Regions from separate parts of the Homo sapiens genome. Here region 2 is linked to region 1. The links are chromatin contacts, found by Hi-C in ENCODE. All regions are on one chromosome and are shown on one strand. Each heading gives the region's core, a stretch centred on a gene start or an enhancer-like site at or near the end of the contact. The rest is flanking DNA. Distances are from core to core; before and after follow the strand shown. Region 1 holds the start of BMAL1 (basic helix-loop-helix ARNT like 1). Region 2 holds the start of AMPD3 (adenosine monophosphate deaminase 3).

Evidence for each region. A loop is a pair of places that touch in the nucleus more often than their neighbours do. Pooled maps may share reads with other maps.
Region 2: a loop to region 1 is called in a map of CD8-positive, alpha-beta T cell, with 18 times the contacts of the local background. The contact joins the promoter of AMPD3 here to the promoter of BMAL1 in region 1. A Hi-C loop is called at or near these places in 1 of 168 maps with a recorded cell type or tissue (CD8-positive, alpha-beta T cell), 1 of 37 single-sample maps with no recorded cell type and 8 of 50 pooled maps.

The regions. Positions count from the first base shown.
Region 1 is chr11:13,276,540-13,280,239 of GRCh38, reverse strand. BMAL1 (basic helix-loop-helix ARNT like 1) reads right to left here and starts at 2,450. Exons shown (of 20, transcript NM_001297719.2): 1 at 2,317-2,450. RefSeq lists silencers at 1,440-1,779, 2,060-2,129, 2,200-2,849.
Region 2 is chr11:10,452,919-10,456,513 of GRCh38, reverse strand. AMPD3 (adenosine monophosphate deaminase 3) reads right to left here and starts at 1,250. Exons shown (of 15, transcript NM_001025389.2): 1 at 1,066-1,250. RefSeq lists an enhancer at 326-375.

The DNA.
Region 1 (3,700 bases), core at 1,201-3,700:
ATCATTTTATAAATCATTTGAAATGGATTCTTCAAAACACCATCTGTTGATCTGCTTAACTTTCTTATGAAAATAGGGCTTCAGCTCAGATATTCTGGAGGTGCCAGGAGGTAAATACCAACCTGAATTCAAATGTATTAAATATTTAGAGACTTACAGAACTTCAAAAGAGAGGAACCTTTGAGATCACCTAGTTCAACCGTCTTACTTTCCATCAGAGGCAAACACAACCTAGAAATCTTTAATAACTTGCCCCGACTGGAACGGCCATGAGAGCCCAAGCCTAAACTAGAACCAGGATGTCCAGCTCCTAACTCCCAGGTTAGTGCTTTTCTACCAGATCTGTTCGTTCTTCAGAGGGTTGAATAAAGAACAAATTTAACTACAGTTTTAACTTATTGTTATCATTCACTGGCTGCATCTACAATCAAAACCAAAATGCTTCTACAGAACCAGCTTCAGATGATACAGGCAATTTCAAATCCTGTCCAGGAAATTTCCAAACCTTCTAAATATGTTCTATAAGCTGCGTTAAAGACTTATCAGTAAAATGATCTGAGTAACAAAACATGGACTGAAAGACTGAATTTTGTATTTTCAAAAATATTTGGGAATTCCATTGATATGGAAATCAAATATAACACCAGCGAATTTTTTTAAGTCTTGCAAGCAGAGAGAGCATGATATTATTCAAAACTGCTCAGGAGCAGCAATGATTATTTTAAGCTCATGATTCAACGGGTACATTAATTAAAAACTCCACCAACCCAAATTCACAGATCCGGATATCAATGAGACCAGAAGAATTAAAATAATAGTTGTCATTTAATAATAGATTAAAGGGGTGAACAACAGCAGATGTCAGAAGGACAAATGACAAGCAAGCAGGTGTCGTGGGAAATGAATGCATCTAAGGGGCAGCTTTTATGGATGTTTAATAAAACGACGATGCTGGAAATACGGGTATACGGGTAGTGTCAAGAAAAGCTTGTTCACAAATACGGAATCTGATTTTTGGAAGCTGGGTGAGAAAACTTGGCTAATAATTCCTCGCTGAGGAGTAGCGGTGGAAGAAGGAAGAGACCGCAAGCGCCAAAGCGCCAAAACAACGCTAGGTGACCGGGAAGGGGCCGAGGCGGAGAGGGGAGAGGGGTCAGGAGGTGCGGGGTGCGCGGCGGCAGCGGGTCTCTCACCGGCCGGCGAGAACTTGACAGCAGGCGCCGGTGTCCAGCACTCCCCTTCCCTCCCCAGCTCCTGCCGGCGGGCACCTGAGCTCACCCCGCTGCCGGCTCTCGCGACCCCTCGGGGAGGCTAACATGCGCCCCACAAGGTCGACGTTCACCTCTACCTTCCTCGTCTTCTTCCAAGCAAACGGGAAGCTCTCTGGGATGTCAACGCCCGGCAATAGCCGAGCGGGAACCTTTTCTTCCCTGACATCTGTCAAACCCGGAGCTGGAGCCAGGCTCGCTGCGCCCTCCGCGGAGCTCTGGGACTCCAAGGCCGGCCCGCACCCGGGCTCCGGGCGACATCCCCAGGCCGACGCGCACCTGCCCGCAGACCCACGGGGCATCCTTGAGGGCCGCCCAGGACCTGGACGGCACAGGCCCCACGAAAGTTCGCAGGCTGGGGTCGGCCCCGTGCCGGCCGGGGATTCCCGGGTGCAGCGCCAGCCCTGGCTACAGGGCCGAAGGGGCGGGCGGACTTGGACTCCCCAAGCCCGACGGAGACGCCCTCCCCGCCCCCACCCAGCCTCGCGGGCTCCCGAAAGGGAAGTGAAGCGGGGAGGAAGGGCAGACGCGGCACCGTTCGCCCAACGCCCTTGAGGGGCAGCCACCAGGCATGGTCCCCTCGGGGATCCCCGAAGCTCCCGGGGACACATCTAGGAGTCCTCTTCGGCCGAGTCACTGCCCCCAAGGGCAGAGCTATCCCTTTAAGAGGCAGCTAGCTGCCCCCTCCCCCCGCCAGGTAGCGATGCCCGCGGAAGGGCGGTGGGTACTCCAGCGAACACTTTCCCGGCCCCTTTAAGGGCTCCTGCAGCACCTCTGCCTGCCCTAGCCCGCAGCGGCAGCCCCCGCGAGGAGGATGGGGGCGGACGGGCGCGGCGCCTTTAAGGGGCGCAGCCTCCCCACGGCCCGGGTGGGGGCAGGGAGCGGTCACGGGCCCTTTAAGGCCGGCAGCGGGCACGTCGGGCAGGGTTCTTCGGCGGCCGGGTTGCCCCCGGGGCGGCGGCAGGGGCGCAGCGCCCGCGAGGGTGCTAACGGCCCCCGACGGGGTGCGCGGGATCGCGTCGCTGGCCGCCGCCGGCCTGACACTCACCGTGGCTCGCCGGGAGCGCCCGCGCCCGCGCCCGCACTCGGATCCCGCGGCGGCGGCGGCGGTGAGTCCGGCGCGGGTAAACAGGCACCTCCGTCCCTGACCTACTTTCTGCCTTCCCTAAATGTCGCACCACTAACCTACTTTCCGACCAATCCGCTCCCCGCCGGCCCAGGCCCGGCCCCCCGCCCACCAATCGCTGTGCCCAACCCCCCTTCCCCGCCCACCAATGGAGGAGCCGCAGCGCCCGGATACCTGCCTCTTCCCGCCAGCCAATCCGAACGCCCGAAGGGAGCCGGTCCCGGCGGCCGCCCCCAGCCAATCCGCGCGCGGCTCGGCAGCCCGCTGGCCAGTTGTGTGGCGGCTAGAGAGGCCGCTGACCAATGGCGAGGCGGCGGGAGCCGGTTTACCTGCTACTTTCCTGCCACCAATCATTTGGCGCACAGGAGCGCACGCCCCGAGGAGAGGACCAATCCGCGCGCGCTCCCTGGGTTCCTCGCCCCTGCCCTCTCCCTTTCCCCTCAGGTCTCCCACTAGCCGCGGCCACTGCGGTGCCCAAGCCGCGCTCCTCGGGGTCGCCCGGGATGTCCCTCTTCTCTGGGTCCCCTGCCGGCTGGCGTTTGGCCGCCCGCCCTCACCCCTCCTCCTTCTTCTTCTCCCCTCCGGGCATTCCGACGAAAAGCAGCAGTTCCTGACTCCCTCTCTCCCTCCGGCTCCATCTAGGAAACCAATTTTAGGAACGTTGAGTGCCAGACCCTTCCTAAAATCCCTGGTTTGCCAAAGTCTCAACGAGAGAACGGATACTTAGTATTTCTAGAAGGCATTTCCACCCCGAGGACTGCAAGTGTTCTCACGTTCTTTGCGTTCATCATGACCTCCAAGTGTCCCACTGGAGCTGTCATTCCCGTAGTTCCAAAGAGAATACTCGAGCGCGGAGCGATTCCATTGCATTTCCTTCCAGTAGCCAGGTTTTGACCACTTACTGAAGAGTAGACACCAGCCCCGCGGCAGCGCTCTCTGCTGCAAAAAGCTGTCTACGGAGCAAGACGGAAGGAAACAGTTACAGAAAATAAAAATTTGATAACGACATGCGACTCGGTTGCTGAGAGGACAGAGAAAGTGACTTATTTTTGCATCTCAGGCACTTTGTAGAGGGCCTTTAGCACAAAGAACTCCCGGCTCTTCCAGATGTTAAACTCCCTGAATAGAAGGACAGCGTCTTCTTTTTCGTTATCCATCATGTCAGCTCTCCTTTAGCGCCTGCTGGGGTAGGGTGGAGTGGTGGGGGCGGGGCTGGCACCCAACAAGTGCACCATAAATATCTGTTGGCTGGATACATGAACAAATGGAATTAAATAAATTGGCCTAATTCTGTTACCCAGACTGG
Region 2 (3,595 bases), core at 1-2,500, 2.8 Mb after region 1:
GCCACAGTCCCTCCAGAAAGGAAGCCCAGTGCCACTGAAATCCCCTCGTTATACGAAGGAAGCTGGTTCCTACTCTTGCCAGACTCCCCTTGCAGAAGCCCCGACACAGACCTGAGCCTGGCTCCATGACTGGTCCTGAAGATGCCACTCAAGTGATGCACCCGGGTGAGGTGCTGCCTGCCACCCAGGAGGCTCAGCTGAGTCAGTGCGTGCGTGCAGCTGGCTGGGTCCTGTCTGCCGGCTGGAGTAGGAGGTCTCTGTTTTGCATATCTGTGAGCAGCAGTGAGCCAGAGCAGGAAAAGCCTGGGCTGGAAATTCTCTCGTGAATATGAAATATGAGTGGAAAATTTCCAAGAGCCCTGAAGTCCCCAGGTAATCCCAGTTATCCAAAACAAAATGGCTGTGGTATCCTGAATGCAGTGTCCTGGCCCTCTTCACAGCCCTCACAAGAGGAAACTAAAGCGGCGGCTTCCTCTTTACAACAGTAAACTCAGCCGTCCTGCCCAGCTGCAGGAGATAAGCCACAGCCTCCCTCTAACGCCCAGCCTCCTCCTGAAAGCTGAGTAGCAACGAGCGATATCATCACCTTTGCTGCTTCCGTTCTGAACGTGCTTCAGGCCTGGCTGCATTTTATCAAGGGGATTGGTCTCAGGTACAGCCCGACCTGCCTCTTCTCAGAAAGCCCCCCTAAAGCAGCCCTCCCAAGGGCACCCCATAACTGCCAGGGGGAGCTTCAATCCCAGTTGCTAATACAATCCCCTCCATCCCCTCCTCCTCTGAAAGGGAAAGACCATGAACTGCTTCCACCTTTCCCAGGAAAGGACAGAGACTCAGGGAGCAGGAACTGCCTCAGCACAGAGGCGGACAGAGGACAGGGGCAGGCTAGGATGAAAAGCTGACAGCCCCATCCCACTCCTTCCTTTCTTCCCAGAAGGAAGCCCACATCACAGGTGACTGCGAAGCCTGATAAGCTTTACCAGAACCCCCACCCCCATCCACACACACAGAAAAGGAGTACACCCCAACTGACCCACCGGAGCCCACCCCAAACCCTCCCCTGCTTACAGCCGCTCACTGCTCCCACGTGGGCCTCCAGCTCCGAGCGCTGGCTGGACTCTGCCACTCCTCCTGGGGAAGGTGGAGCCTGCCTCAAGTGACCCACAGGAGCAATCCTCTAAAACCAAGCAGGGTTGATTAAAATGGCATCACAGGGTGCAAAGCTCTGATCTTCATCTGCCCTTTAGGAGAGTGGGAAGGCTCAGAACAGACACATAGCCTCCCAGTGACTTAGGCAAATCCTGTGGTCCTGGGAAATAACCATGAGCAAAATGGCTATTTCTGTGGTGCTGTTGAAATCCTGGGGAGAAGAGCTCAGGAAGGATGGGTCAGTTGTTTACCGGGAGGCTAGCTGTAACCCTGACTTGGGCCTGAGTCACCTCCGCATGTCCAATCGTGAGGTTGTGTCTTACTGAGCTCACATCATAATTCCTGTGTGCACAGAGCAGTATTACAGGGTTGACACATGATCCTCGGGCTGCTGCTGGGCTTTAGCTACCCAGAGATTACGGCCCACCTGTCCTCACAGCTGTTTCATAAACAGTGCAACCAGCAGGCTACAAGCAACCTAGAGGGAGGGTAATATTTATTCATTAAACAATTAAATGAACTTACAGTATGAGAAAAAAATCCAAGCCCTTAGTACTATTCTGCCAGAAGGAGGAGGGGCAGATGACTTTTTCTGCTAGTGTTTTGGGGAAAGGGGAGGTAGAGTGGGGACTGCAGTGGGAGGATTCCAGCCCAAGGATTTAAGTCCGACACGTTCAGGGAATTTTATTCTGCACCTTTAACCGGATCCCAGCTAGCCTTAGTCTAAACAAGCATTTTTCAAAGTGCAGTCTGCAGAACATGAAAGGTCAGAAGGCTTGGAAAACACTGCATCCTGTAGTCCCTTATGGGTATTCATGCACAGTTTCTACTAGCAAATTCAACACCTGAGAAGTCCTGCAGTAAAGAAAGCTGCTTAACTTTGTTTAACCCGACGCACTTATTTGACCATCCTAGAACTGCTGTCATAGGAAAAAAACACCTATTAATATCTTGTGGTATCGGCTTTGGGAAACACCCTCCACCTTGAGTCTTCATTTTCCAACTTAGAGAAAGCTGCCTTCCTGGAGCCCAGTTTACAGGTATGAGACCCATTGCATCGGGTTCAGACAGAAACCAGCAGCAGCTCCACTAAGATGACACAGGTTGTAACAATGACCAAGGGTCCTGCTGAAGCCAAAAGGCGGGAAGACTCCCCAGAACATGGGCAGTTTAGAAGAAAAATACAGTTCTGTCCCAGAAGAGCAAGCTCTTCTCAGGACCTCACAATTCCACCTTGAGCCTAACTTGTTGCTGCTTCTTGCAGCCAAGATGTCTCTGTGGACTGAAGAGCACTGATCCCAAGCTCAAAGCCTTATTTCCCTTTCGAACAAACATCAAGACAATTTATGATAACCAGATACAGGGCCCGCTTCTCCTGCCCGAGACTAGACTGCATCCCCTTTTATCACTTAAGCACCCCTTACAAACTCTAAAAGACAGGAGAGGACGGAATCAAATTATGTCTCATCAAGAAAGATATCGGCCGGGCATGGTGGCTCATGCCTGTAATCCCAGCACTTTGGGAGCCCGAGGCAGGTGGATCACAAGGTCAGGAGATTGAGACCATCCTAGCCAACGTGGTGAAACCCCATCTCTACTAAAACACAAAAAATTAGCTGGGCATGGTGGTGCGCACCTGTAGTCCCACCTACTTGAGAGGCTGAGGCAGGGGAATCACTTGAACCCAGGAGGCAGAAGTTGCAGTGAGCTGACATTGCACCACTGCACTGCACTCCAGCCTGGCGACAGAGCAAGACTTTATCTCAAGAAAAAAAAAAAGAAAAAGAAAAAGAAAGATATCACTCTCCTCCCCAAAAGCCAGGCATGAGCTTGCATAGAGGGGTTCATTTTTCTTCTCATTTGTGAGGTGTGTGTGACTCACACAAGGAGTTGGACAAAGGGGATTCACTTGCTAAATACCAGCTCCATGACAAATCTCGCCTGTCTCATTCACAGTTGTATCCCCATACCTGAAATATGGTCGACATTCAGCAAGTATTTGTTGAATGAATGAATGCATAAAACAATGAACAAGTGAACTAGCTATTTATAATAGATCAATCCACCTATGGCAATCTCAGGAATGAGTAGAGTGTATGGCTAAAAACGTAGACTCAGGCTGAGTGTGGTGGCTCACGCCTGTAATCCCAGCGCTTTGGGAGGCCGAGGCGGCCAGACCACTTGAGGTCAGGAGTTTTGAGACCAGCCTGGCCAACATGGGGAAACCCCATCTCTACTAAAAACACAAAAATTAGCCTGGCATGGTAGCGGGCGCCTGTAATCCCAGCTACTTGGGAAGCTGAGGCAGGAGAATCGCTTGAACCCGGGAGGTGGAGGTTGCAGTGAGCTGAGATTGTGCCACTGCACTCCAGCCTGGGTGACAGAGTGAGACTCCATTTCAAACAAACAAACAACAACAAAAAAAACTCCAGCTAGACTCCCTGCATTT